Linked DNA regions of Homo sapiens: region 2 is linked to region 1. Evidence: chromatin loops called from intact Hi-C (ENCODE). Cell type or tissue: K562. All regions are shown on one strand. Each heading gives the region's core, and the rest is flanking DNA. Links, peaks and the distances in the headings are about the cores only.

Region 1 (6,736 bases), core at 1,098-6,097:
TTCCTTAACCTGTCTGTGATCTGTGATGGTGACAGCTTCTGATGTGTTGCCTGGGCTAGGCTCAGCTACAGACCCCAGCATTCTCTTTTGAGTATGTTTCTGGTTAGGGTGGGCTACAAGAGATTTTCTTTTTGGAGAATTGGAGGATAGAAGGGAAGCAGTGGCCATTTTGTAGCATGCATGCACCTTCTCCCAGGTATTCCCTCAAGCACTAATGTGGGTACTGCTGTGAAGGTATTTTACAGATGTGATGAAAGTCCCAGATCAATCCCCTTCAAGCTGATCAAAAACGAGGTTATTATAGGTGAGCCTGACCTAATCAGTTTGAAGACCTTTAAAATAAGGTATAGGCTTTCCTATGTTTAGAGATGGTATATGAATAAGAGGCTTCAGCTCATGCCTATGGGGCTCCAGCCTGCTCATGATCTCCCCTTCCTGACTGTCTGTCCTGAGGACAACCCCAGACTTGCATAAGCCAGTGTTTTTGGTAATTAATCTATCTATTTATCTATCATCTATCTATCTATCTATCTATCTATCTATCTATCTATCTATCCCTCTATTATCTATCACCTATCTTTCATCTATCTATCTATCTGTCTATCTATCGTCTATCAATCATCTATCATCTATCAGTCTATCATCTATCAATGATCTATTATATATCATCTATCAATCATCTATCATCTATCTGTTGTCTATCAGTCATCTATCATCTATCATCTATCAATCATCTATTATCTATCATCTATCAATCTTCTATCATCTGTTATCTAACTATCTATCTATCATCTATCTATCTATCATCTATATGTCTGTCTGTCTATCTATTTCTCATCTCTTCTATTGGCTCTGCTTCTCTGGTTGAACCCTACCTGATACCCTCTCTGAGCCTCAGCTTCTTCGACTGCAAATTGGCACTTCATGTCTGGCACACAGGCCTGCTCTAAAAGTTACATAGAGAATAAATGTAAAGCACAGTCCTTGGCAAAGACGTCAAATCTATTTTGGACACTATCTCTGCTCTCATCCTCTCCTAAACTTTCATTCTTAGGTTGGCAGGTGACTACAGCCCTGCCAGAAAGGTCATCTCAGAAACCAGTCCCTCCTGCCACAGAAATATCAAAATGGCCCTGCCAGCCCACAGTGATCCTTCCTGCCTCTGAATTTCTAGGCTGTGCTTACCCCTTCCTGAAGCCTGCCCCTGATCTGCCTGTTAGTATTATTTAATAATCTGCGACACAGCATTATGCATCATCTGTTTTCTCCAAGTTCTAAGAAGACTTTTACATATACTGGTTAAGTTGAGTCCTACTCAAATCTTGGCATAAGGTGCACAATAAGCTTTGGAAGCAAAATGTGTGTGTTAATTGGGCTCAAAGGACCCATCCTGCTCCTTCCTTCCTCACCCCAGCCCTCAGAACAGGTGGTGATGGGCGGGGGTGGAACATGGGGTGGACTAAATCCATGGCCACTTCAAAAACAAAATGGAGAATATCTTCGCACTGCTGAAGTGGAAGGTCAAGGGTCGGGTCATTCCTTAGGATGGTCGGTGCTTGGCTTTATTCTCGCCCTGTGCTTTCAGATGCCAAGCACTCCTATTCTTCCTGTGTGCCTCTCTCCTCTTTCAGAGCTGGACGTTCCCAAGGGACTACCCTGGTTCGCCCCCCTGAGCTTGTTTCCCCATGTGAGATGTGTGTGTGTCCATCTCTTTGCATGTGAGTTTAATGTCAGCATGGGCAAGAAGTTCAGTCTAATCTACACGGAACCCAAAAAATCACATTGGGATGCTACCTCATCCCTATTAGGATGGCTAGAATGAACATTCAGATAATCACACATATTGGTGAGGACATGGGGAAATCAGAACACTCTTACACTGCTGGTGATAAGATAAAATGGTGCAGCCACTGCAGAAAAGAGTTTGGTGGCTCCTTAAAAAGCCAAACAGAGACCCAGCAACTCCACTCCTAGGTGTACACCTAAGAAAATGGAAAACAAGTGTTTGAAAAAACCTGTGCACAAATGTTCACGGCAGCATTATTCATAATAGTCAAAAGGCAGACATCATCCACACGTTCATCAACTGATAAAAGATAAACAAAATGTGGATAGCCATACAATGGAATATTATTTGGACATAAAAAGGAATGAAGTGTTGATTTATGCTATCACATGGATGAAACTGGAAAAAACATTATGCTAAGTGAAAGAAACCAGACACAAAGAGATTGCATACTATAAGACTGCATTCATAGGAAACATCCAGAGCAGGGCAGAAAGTAGATTCATGATTGCCTAGGGTTGCACAGGTGAACAGGCACCGGTTGTGGCAGACGGGGCGGGGGGGGTGTGGGGGGGGAGTGGGGGGGGAGTGAGTGCTAAAGGGTATGGAGTTACTTTTGAAGGTAACAAAATTGTCCTAAGATTGCCTATGGTGATGGTTCCACAACTCTGTGAATATAAAAACGATTGAATTATAATATACTTTACATGGGTGAATTGTATGGTATGTGAATGATATCCCAATAAAGCTGTTAAAAGAACAGCAATGAAGAGAGTGGGGACACAATTCTTCAGCAAACACACAAACTCCTTTTTGATGACTTTTAAAATATCTACCTTACATGCAGAGTCCAGATGCTTCCCTAATTTAACTGCTAATTTAACTTCCCTGATTTAACTGCTCATCAGCAGATTACCCACCCCACTCACTGGCCGTCACCTCCTTTGTTTCCTATGAAGAAATAATACGAGCTAAGAATGTAGAACAACGTTCTACAGTAAATACTGTTTGGCACACAGTCAAGAGTCTATAAGCATTTGCTATTTATATTGTTATCATCTGGCAACACGGCCTGGTTTCTGCTGCCTCTTTAGCTACTCCTTCCCTCCCCTTCATGGGCTCCAAATTTTCTCCCTTCCCTCCCTCCCTTCCACCCTCCCTCCTTCCCTTCCCCTTCCCTTCCTTCCTTCCTTCCTTCCTTCCTCTTTTCTTTCTTTCTCTCTGTCGTCCAGGCTGGAGTGCAGTGGCTCGAGCACTGCTCGCTGCAAGCTCCGCCTCCCAGGTTCACGCCATTCTCCTGCCTCAGCCTCCCAAGTAGCTGGGACTACAGGCGCCTGCCACCACGCCCGGCTAATTTCTTTTTGTATTTTTAGTAGAGACGGGGTTTCACCGTGTTAGCCAGGATGGTCTGGATCTCCTGACCTCGTGATCCGCCAGCCTCGGCCTCCCAAAGTGCTGGAATTACAGGCGTGAGCCACCGCGCCCGGCCTATGGGCTCCAGATTTTCTTCCCTCCACTCCCTGAGCTCTGAGCTCCCCACTGTCTCTGTCTGCGCTCTCTTTGGGCCAGGGTTCATCAACCGTGGTTTCTATTCCCATTGATCCCAGGTCGACACCTTCTCCAGCGTTTAAATGCCACCAGCTCAAAACGAAATCTGTCCTCTCTCTGATGCCATCTGCTCCTCCCACTTCCTCATTCCAGCTGCAGGGCTCAGTCTCCTCACAGCTGCTCACCCCGCTGGGAACCTGGCGGTCCTGAGCGCCCTGCCCCTCCACCCACACCCTGACTCAGCACTCTGTCCTCCGGCTGCGGGAGTGCGCTGGCCGATGGCTCAGTTGAATCCTTCTTTGAGAGTTGCACTGTATGGAAGAGAAACGTGTGGCCCAAGATCATGTCTCCTGGTGGCCACCTGCATACAATGACGGGTCAATGTGAGGGCATGAGGCTCTGGCCTCCTTGCCCTAACCTGAGCCAACTCCAAAGGGCATCTCAGCTCCGCATAGCCTCAGCCGCATGACAATTTGACTTCCTCCACTGCGCAGTGCTGCTTCTTCACTCCCCCACAGGCGCTGACTTGGGACCACCCCCGTGTGCTCTTCGCGCACACAACGCTCCCTCTCACAGTCTGCTTCTCATGGAATCCATCCTGCAACACTGTCAATTGCCCTTGACTTTCCCTCTCTTCTCTGAATCATAGTCCAAAGCCTGCAAACATCTTACGAGTCTGTGACTCCCTTATCTGAAGTCCAGAGCCATGACTGAGTTTGGGTCAATCAAGACAAAAAATCTCATTCCAATTGCCCTGAGCACAAAGGCCTGTTAGAAAGGAAAGTTTAGCAGAAATAGATTTAGCTTTGGGTACAGCTTGACCCGGGGTTCAAATGATGTAATCAGAGTTGACTTCTTCCTCTTCCTTCATTTAATCTGTTTTCTGCTGTATTCGCTCCTTTCTCAGAAAAGGCCCCCACCCTCAATTCCCTTAAGGCTACAGATTTTTAGATTAAAGACCCATGGAAAAGCACATTCTATGTTTCAGACAAAGCTTCACAACATGTAACACATTCTGATTGGTCCATGCTCTTATCCTCAAACCAATAACGTTGGCCAAGAGAATGTGATACTCTTATTGGACTGTCTGAGTCACATGAACAACCCTGGACCCTGCGATGAAGGTAGCACTGTCTGAACCAAACAGACTGAGAGTGGGAAATGGGATGGTTCTTCTAGAAGGAAATTAGGTTATGGGGACCTGAATAGTGAGTGGATGTTGGGAAACATGTTTATGAAGAATAACAGGTTGCTTCTTTGTTTCCATTTTGCAACCAATATAAAAAGTTTCTATGATCTTCCCACTTCAACGTTCTCTTTCTGCACTTCTCATCCATCTGGTGGAGCTCTAAATCACAAGTACAATCACGTATCTGTTCAACAGTCTTCGAGAGGGTGTCACTGCTTTGCAAACAGATAACGGCCATTGTCTTCAGTTTAGCATTCAATGTCACCTTCTTCCAGTGCACCTTACATGGGCACTTCTTAACTTTCAGAAGATTAAGAATCTCCTGGAAGGCTAATTGAAACCCAGATTTCTGGGCCTCCAACCCAGAAATTCCGACTTAGTGGGGCTGGGACGGGGCCTATGTGTTTGCATGTCTAGCAATTTCTCACTTGGCACTGAAACTGTCAGTCCTAGAACCACACTCAGAACCACAGCTCATGGGTGGCATCTCTTCCTGCAAAATGGGCTGTTTGTTTTTCAGACACAGCTCTACTTTATTTTATTTTATTTTATTTTATTTTATTGAGACAAAGTCTCTCTCTGTCACTCAAGCTGGAGTGCAGTGGTACGATCTCGGCTCACTGCAACCTCCATCTCCGAGGTTCAAGCGATTCTCCTGTCTCAGCCTCCCAAGTAGCAGGGATTAGAGGTGCGTGCCACCATGCCTGGCTAATTTTTGTATTTTAGTAGAGACGGGGTTTCACCATGTTGATCAGGCTGGCCTCAAACTCCTGACCTTAGGTGATCCACCTGCCTCGGTCCCAAAGTGCTGGGATTACAGGAGCAAGCCACCGCGCCACGCCACCTCTACTGTCTTAACCTCTGGGACTCAGCTCAAGCTCTTCCTTCCTTTTGATAATGCCCTTCCCACAATTTCTATCTGCTGAAATCCTAGCTTTCAAGGCCAAATTCAAATGCCACGTCTTCCAGGACATCTTTTCTGATCTATCCATCCCTTTGAGCCTCATTGTACCTAATATACTCCTTCTTAAAAATAATGCATCGTAGGCTGGGCGTGGTGGCTCACTCCTGTAATCCCAACACTTTGGGAGGCCGAGGCAGGAGGATCACTTGAGCCCAGGAGTTCGATACTGAAACTTAAAGAAGTTTAAGGTTCTTTTTGTCAGGAACTGTCATATTCATCATTTTAGCCTGCACAGAACTTAGCATGGTGCCTGGGGCTAGGCAGGGTGCTATGCTCTGAGCTAGCTTCAGCATGAGCAAGCAGTGGAAGAAACCAGTAGCTCTGGAAACCGTTCCCATCGCGATCCTTTAGCCTGCAAACTCAGGAATCCATGGCTGCCTTTCCCCCTTACTAGCACTGCGATCTCTGGGAAGTCATTTAACCTCATAGAATTTAGCTTTCTCATCTGTGAAATAGGAATAATACTGCAGATGCATTGTAGGGCTCATTTTTAAAAATAACAAATACTGTCCTAAACTGAGAGTACTATGTTCCAGGCTCTCTTCTAGATTTTGGGAATAAGTAGTGGATACAATAGTAAAAAATCCCTGTCTTCCAAGAGCTGACATTATTCTAGCAGCATAAGAAAGAGAAACAAATACATTGGCAAAATATAAAGGATGTTAGATACTGGTAAATGCTGTGGAGAAAATTAAGTAGTAAAGGAAGAGGGGATGTGTTGAGTGGGGTGGGGATTGGATTTGCAACTTTTTTTTTTTTTTTTTTTGAGAAGAAGTCTCGCTCTGTCGCCCAGGCTGTAGTGCAGTGGCGCGATCTCGGCTCAATGCAAGCTCTGCCTCCCGGGTTCACGCCATTCTCCTGCCTCAGCCTCCCGAGTAGCTGGGACTACAGGCACCTGCCACAATGCCTGGCTAATTTTTTGTATTTTTGGTAGAGATGGGGTTTCACCGTGTTAGCCAGGATGGTCTCGATCTCCTGACCTCGTGATCCACCCGCCTTGGCCTCCCAAAGTGCTGGGATTACAGGTGCGCCCTCCCTGGATTTGCAACTTTAAACTGGGTGGTCAGGCAGGGTCCCAATGAAAAGATGATATTTCTACAAAGACCTGAATTTCATAAGGGAATGAACCACGTGTCTGTCTGGGAGACTGATATTACAGGTGCAGGAAAGAATAAGTGCATGCCCTGAGGCCGAACAGTGCCTGGTATGTTTGAGGAATATCAAGAAATAGCAGCGCCTGTCTGTACAG
Region 2 (6,736 bases), core at 905-5,904, 150 kb after region 1:
CAGCACAGTCTTGGGGGCATTCCTAGTCTCCTCACTTCCCTTTTCCCAGCTCCCCTTTTCATTCCTCAGTTTCCCCACTGGAGATGGTCCTCCTAACCCCCACTGTGTTTGGGGGTGGAAACGGTGAAGGGGTCAGTATGTTAATATCTGACTACACTTTGAAGTCAGCAGCACAAAAGCCAATCTCCTTCAGGGCTGTAAACAATTCCCAACTGACCAACTGGGTGGCATGAATTCCTCGGCTTCCACCCTTCCCCTCCCTACAGCTCCTTGAGCAACTAAAACCTAATCCCCCCTGCAAAGGGGACTTTCCACAACTTCCCCTGCAGGCTCTCTCTCCCTCCCTCCCTTCCTCTCGCTATCCCTCTCTCCTTTTTTCCTTTCTTTCTTCTTTCTTTTCTGTCATTCTTTTTTCTTTTTGTGTTAGTAAACTTGTTATGGGAATCATAATGCGGAACGTCCTGCTGTCTGTGTATAGTTTAGGAGTGTGGCAAGCAAATCGGTTGATGGCTGTCTCTTGCTTTCTCTGAAATGGAAACACAACAGTATCCATATCTGAACAGTGCTTCTCAGACTCGCATGTTCTGGGGCAAGAAGAAATCTTACGAGGTTGGAAGAACAACAGAAAGAACAGAAGAAAGAACTCATTTCATTGATTTGTTGTGTGGCTTTGGGCAAGGAATCTAATCCTCTGGGCCATTCTCAGTAGACGGCAAAGACCTGTCCCCTCAATTCAAGTTATAATATGAAGATTGGGATTGCTAAAGATTTTGAATGCGGGGGGGGGTAAATGGGTGAGGGGGGATGGGGGAAGGGCACAGGGCCTCCCAGAGCCAGTGGTACCTTTTGTGGAGATGCTGAACAGAACATATATGGGGAATTAGGATGATGGTGGAGGAGCTGGTGGAGTAGATAAGACGGGACATCCGGACCACAGGCCATTGATAGATGCTAAATGGGTTGGGGAATATTATTTTAAGGTATGATCCAGATTTATACTAATATTTAGTATTAAATATACTAAATTTATACACATTTAAATTAATTATTTCAATTGTTTAACTGTGCGTTTTTTTCTTTTACTAAGTGTCAGATCCCGCTGAGCTTTTGTAAATAGTAGAATTAATAAAGAAAGTAGCACATAGTAAGGCAGACTTTTTTTTTTTTTTTTGAGACGGAGTCTCACTCTGTCGCCCAGGCTGGAGTGCAATGGCGCGATCTCGGCTCACTCAAGCAATTCTCCGGCCTCAGCCTCCCGAGTAGCTGGGATTACAGGCACACACCATCATGCCCAGCTAATTTTTGTATTTTTAGTAGAGACGGGGTTTCACCATGCTGGCCAGAATGGTCTCAATCTCCTGACCTCGTAATCTGCCCACCTCGGCCTCCCAAAGTGTTGGGATTAGAGGTGTGAGCCACCACGCCCAACCAGTAAGGCAGATTTTATAGGTATCCACACCTACATTGAAAAATGGAATGAAGTGCGTTCTGCAAAGGCAAAATCATGGAATCCACCTGCAATGCACAGAATGCTGAGCGCTTTATTATCATAGGCTCTTGGCATTGGAGACGCTTTAACATCTCCTAATCCTGGTTGTGTTTTAATGAAGTTATATGTGGTGTTTAAGGTCTCAGATCAGAGGGAGGAATAACAAAAAGAGCCTCCATGTAGGGCACTTGCAGATAGAAAATGGAGAATGTTCTTAGTGATGGCTTCATCCTTGTAAAGGTGTCAGTGAGGGTTGAGCCAAGCATATCTCATTTCAAAACAGCCTGGACCTGAGCAACATTTGCTGTTTGATTCAAAATACCTTGACATTCCCCAGAGCTCCAGAACAGGTGTATGTTACATAGGTCCATCTGACACTCATTCTAAAGGTATGATCAAGATTATGGTTAACTCTCAAGTCAAATTGTGATCGCCATTTCTTTCTTTTTTCTTTTTTTTTTTTTTGAGATAGGGTCTCTGTCGCTCAGGCTGGAGCGCAGTGGCGCAGTCTCAGCTTACTGCAACCTCCGCCTCCCAGGCTAGAGCAAATCTCCAGCCTCAGCCTTCTGAGTAGCTGGGACCACAGGCCCGCACCACTACATCCGGCTAAATTTTTGATATTTTTAGTAGAGACGGAGTTTCACCATGTTGCCCAGGCTGATCTTGAACTCCTGGGCTCAAGCAATCCACCTGCCTCGGCCTCCCACAGTGCTGGGGTTACAGGCGTGAGCCACCGCACCTGGCCCACGATCTCCATTTCTATAAAATGACAGCCACACTACCCTAGAAGTCCTCTGTGGGTGTTCTGTTCCTCAACAGAAGAGAACAGCATTTCAAGAGGCAGAATCTCCTTTTCAGTGCATTCCTATCCCCCCATCTCAGTCCTGTCTCCTTCTTCCTGTCCATCTCTGGGGCCCTAACCAGAAGGAGTCCACGCTGGGTGGGAGGATGGGCGGTAGAGCAGGCTCTGTCTTGGCCAGCTGCCTCTGTCCCACTCACAGGGGGTGCAGGGTGTCCTAGGCCACCCTGGCTTTATTTACCTCCCAGCCACAGTGAGGTCTGGGAGCCACTCCCAGGCAGGGCCTTCTCCCTGGCCAGCGAGTCATTTCGGGGGGCGGGAAGCAACCCAGGGCAGCGCCTTTGAGAGATGTGGCTGACTCTGTCTCAGTTCTCCCGGGTGGTCAGCCTGTAATTTCAAGATTTACTGGCCTCACGGAGATAGCCGGCCTCAAATGGGGCAACACGGGTAATTACAAGAGGCTGCTCCACTAATCCTGGGTTACAAATGTTAGTTAGAAGGTAAATAAGCGCCGTGCAAGCAATTCCTGGGGCTGCATGGGCCCTGTGTTCTCTTCGCTTTATTTTCTTTTCCTTAAAGAGGGGAGAAAAATGAGAGGTGGTGGGAGGAAGGGAGAGAGAGAGGGAAGAGGAGAGAGAGAAAGAGAGAGACTAAAAAGAGAGGCTGATTCTTATTAATTTCATTATGGCCACTAAGAATGAGAAAGTCTTTGAAGCCCAAATTATTTTAATACTTTTTTGGTTTGTTTTATATTTGGAACTGGAAAAAATTAGGAAGCTGTATTTCTAAAGTTCAAGAGAAGTAGTGTTGCAGATTCTGCCAGTTGGTGGCTGAACTTGGGCTGACAGAATGATTTTTGGGAAAATGTCTCCAAACTGAGCAAAAGAAAGAAAACTTGTGGGACACCTGCCCTCCTGCAAGAAGCCTGGAAGCTGGTGGGTCCTGGCTGTTGCTTTGTTGCTCTTCCCCTCCAGGCATCATCAGGAGCAGGGGTGGGTGAAGGGGTCTTTTTTTTTTTTTTTTTTTTTTTTTGAGATGGAGCCTCACTCTGTTGCCCAGGCTGGAGTGCAGTGGTGTGATCTCGGCTCACTGCAACCTCCGCCTCCCGGGTTAATGCCATTCTCCTGCCTCAGCCTCCCGAGTAGCTGGAACTACAGGCGCCCACCACTATGCTCAGCTAATTTTTTGTATTTTTAGTAGAGACGGGGTTTCACTGTGTTAGCCAGGATGGTCTTGATCTCCTGACCTCGTGATCTGCCCGCTTTGATCCTTTGGGATTTGGCCTCCCAAAGGGGTCTGTTTCATACTGTGCTCATTATCCTCAGAGAAGCCTACCCAGGAAATAGGAGCGTTAACCTGTGTGCTGTGTGAAAGTGACAAGAGGCAGCCCAGGCCTTCTGGAGATGGTTGGCGGCCTTTGCCAGACACTCGCCCTTCTGGTCTTGGTCCCTCAGGAGATGTTTAGAGGTCACTCACTGGACCCAGGAGGGTTCTGGAAATAGAACTGATGCCAGAGGAAGAGAACAGCATTGGGCTGTTGGCCTCTGATGCTTCTCTCAGTTTCCAAATATTGAAACCCCACCCTGGGCTCTTTGGATGTGCTCCTGAGAGCTACATGGACCCCTGCTGAGACTGAGACCATCACACCCAGAGACCACCTCACACCAAAGCAGTCCATGGGAGGCTGCTCTCATGGGGTGTGAAGTTTTCACTGCCTTCGCATGAAAGGTCCATCTCCTCAAATGGCCCTGTGGCTTTAAGACCCCCTCAAAAGACCCACTGCATCCACCCTCTGCCCTGGAGCAAGCTATTTCCGCCCCTCTAGGAGTGGAGGTCCTCTGCAGAGCAGCCTCTGGCTCCTGCCCTGGGCTTCGTCTTCTGAACAGTGTGCCTACGGGGGCCTGGCATCGTATGACGTAACAGCACTGTGACATCAGACCTCTCCAGCATGTCCGTCCCAGCCTGGAGCAGAGCAAGCTCACTGAAATCACCAACGCCCTTCCTCTTTGCTCCCGTGATCAGGCTCCAAAGTGGCTATTTCCGAAACTTCAGCCCGAGCATACTTATTTTGTCTTGATCAAATTGAGTTTGTGGGCCGCCTCTTAGGATAAGGCAATTTAGGCCCTGATTGGGGGTGCTGTTGCCCAAGCCTTGGAGACCAGACAGACATCTGGGGCACAGAAGTAGTGGCAGTTGTTTTAGGGAAAGTGGATCTGAGTTCTCATATCGACTCCATCACCTATCAGCTGTGAGATCCTGAATGGGCCACAGTAAACTCTCTGTGCCCCCGGTTCGCTGTCAGCCACATGAGGATGACGGCAACTCCTGCACAGGTATGGTGAGGATTGCAGGAGTTGACAGAGGACGACGACCCTGCATGTTCCCTGGCAGGCAGCAAGCACGGAATCGATGCCAGCTGAAACTGGATTTGAGTGGATGCATGAGCCTTCTCTCAGGGCCTTCAACTACCTGACACAGAAGTTCTGTGTTCCCTGCATAGATTGGTCTTGTTCAAGCTGCATATTTAGCAGCAAATGAGTCAGGTGGAAAGTTTCCTTTGCGAGCAATGCCAAGCCCTGAGCCCCTAAACTCCTTTGTTAGCAACTGAAACTGAATCACTCAACTCTTCTCAATATCTTTTCTTTTGCATTTTAGCTAACACTGATGACCATTTGCTAGGCTCTGCTCTTTTTTTTTTTTTTTCACTTTTACTTACATAAAGTGTCTCATGTAATTCTTAAATAACCCTTGTGAAGTTAGGACTTCAATGAGTGTGTGTTACGGATTCAAATCCTGCCTGTACCACTTTTGAGCTCTTTGAACAAGGGTAAGTTTCTTACCTCCCTGTGCCTCAGTTTCCTCACTGGTAAAATACCTACAATGATAGTACCTGCCTCTTGGGTTATTGTGTCATTAAATAATACATGCAAATGCTAAGAAAGGGGCTTGGTAGACAGGAAGCATTCCATACGTGTTAGTTATAACAGCAAGAAGCTCAGAGAAGTTAATTGTCTGAACCCATTCCTGATAGACCTGTGCTGCCTGACTCAAGACCCTTCCGCAGTGTTGAACCAACTTCATTTGCAAATTCTCCTCTCACCACGAAGTGACCCCACCTCATGGAGTGGCCTGACTGGCCACATCTGATTCTCCATCATCCGGCTGCACAACCTCGTGGGTGGCCTTGGCATGGAGCAGTTGTTACCCACGGCTCCTGCTGCTCTCTGTAAGATTGAATGCATCCAAATAGATTGTGATTGCCCTTCTAGTTGCATGCTTTTTTCTCTTCCTTCACCTCTGGCCCTTCCTGTAGCCTTCCACCCACCTTGCTGGTCACCACCTGGCTAGGTGTCTGTAGTTATTTCAGCTGTCCATTGTGGGGCAGTGTCTGGGGCTGTATGGCACGCATGTCAGGTGAAACAGAATGGAGTACACAGCACACTGGTGGGTCCTGGGGACACGTAAAAGGAGGATACACAACTCAACTCTCCAGGTGCCATAACCAAATGGGAGAAATAGGACATGCCAAGAAAAGGCCTGAGAATGGAGCCTCCCAGCCTGGGGCACATGAGCATGGAGCACAGCACATTCTGTTTCCCCACGTCAATGACAGTCAAAGTTTCATTCTAGGCACTGAACCCAGAAGGCTCCCTGGAGGAGGTGACCTGAGTACTGTTTGAAGAATTCATGTGATTTAACAGAGTCAATGAGAATACACACACACAAATTCCTTCAGGAATTCTAGTGTGCACTATAAAATTCACTGTAGTAGTGGTAACTCCCATTTATTGAACATATAGTATGAGCCAGATACTTTGTACAGTTACTTTCATGGATTAGTTCTTTGAATCGTCACATTCCACACAAATTCCTTCAGTTGCTATGTTTATTTTTGTTATTTTTATTTATTTATGTATTTATTTATTTTTGAGACCAAGTCTTGCTCTGTCGCCAGGCTGGAGTGCAATGGCATGATCTTGGCTCACTACAACCTGGGTTCAAGTCCTGGGTTCAAGTGATTCTCCTGCCTCAGCCTCCTGAATAGCTGGGACTACAGGTGCGTGCCACCACGCCCAGCTAATTTTTGTATTTTCAGTAGAGACGAGGTTTCACCATGTTCGCCAGGATGGTCTCCATCTCTTGACCTCTTGATCCACTGCCTTGGCTTTCCAAAGTGCTGGGATTCCAGGCCTGAGCCACCATGCCCGGCCACTATGTTTATTTTTATAAAAATAGCAGTAATAATGATTACCCCCACTGAGCACGGAAGACGGGCCAGATGCCTGAAGACTGTGCTCAGGATCCCATCTAAGCAACACAACCATCTGAGGGGTGGGCATGAATATTTGCATTTTATATGTGACAATGGACACACAGAGAGGCTGAGTGACCTGCCCCAAACCACACAGCTGATAAGTAGTGAGCCCACATTTGACCTTATAAAACCT

What was found. Peaks named below come from ENCODE experiments on the same cell type or tissue, not always from the same donor. Only the 100,000 strongest peaks of a DNase experiment are listed, where the experiment ranks them.
Region 2: a loop joins it to region 1, with 2.0 times the contacts of the local background. A loop is called at or near these places in 1 of 110 quality-filtered maps.

What each region holds. Positions count from the first base shown.
Region 1 is chr9:95,430,840-95,437,575 of GRCh38, forward strand. No RefSeq gene overlaps it. Among named protein-coding and RNA genes, the nearest start is that of PTCH1, 75 kb to the right of the region's middle. RefSeq lists enhancers at 2,992-3,564, 3,565-4,136. In K562, for the core only: no CTCF peak of the experiment used is centred there; DNase peaks (open chromatin) are centred at 3,552, 3,932 and 4,432; H3K4me3 peaks cover 723 bases.
Region 2 is chr9:95,581,807-95,588,542 of GRCh38, forward strand. No RefSeq gene overlaps it. Among named protein-coding and RNA genes, the nearest start is that of PTCH1, 76 kb to the left of the region's middle. In K562, for the core only: no CTCF peak of the experiment used is centred there; no DNase peak of the experiment used is centred there; H3K27me3 peaks cover 3,998 bases.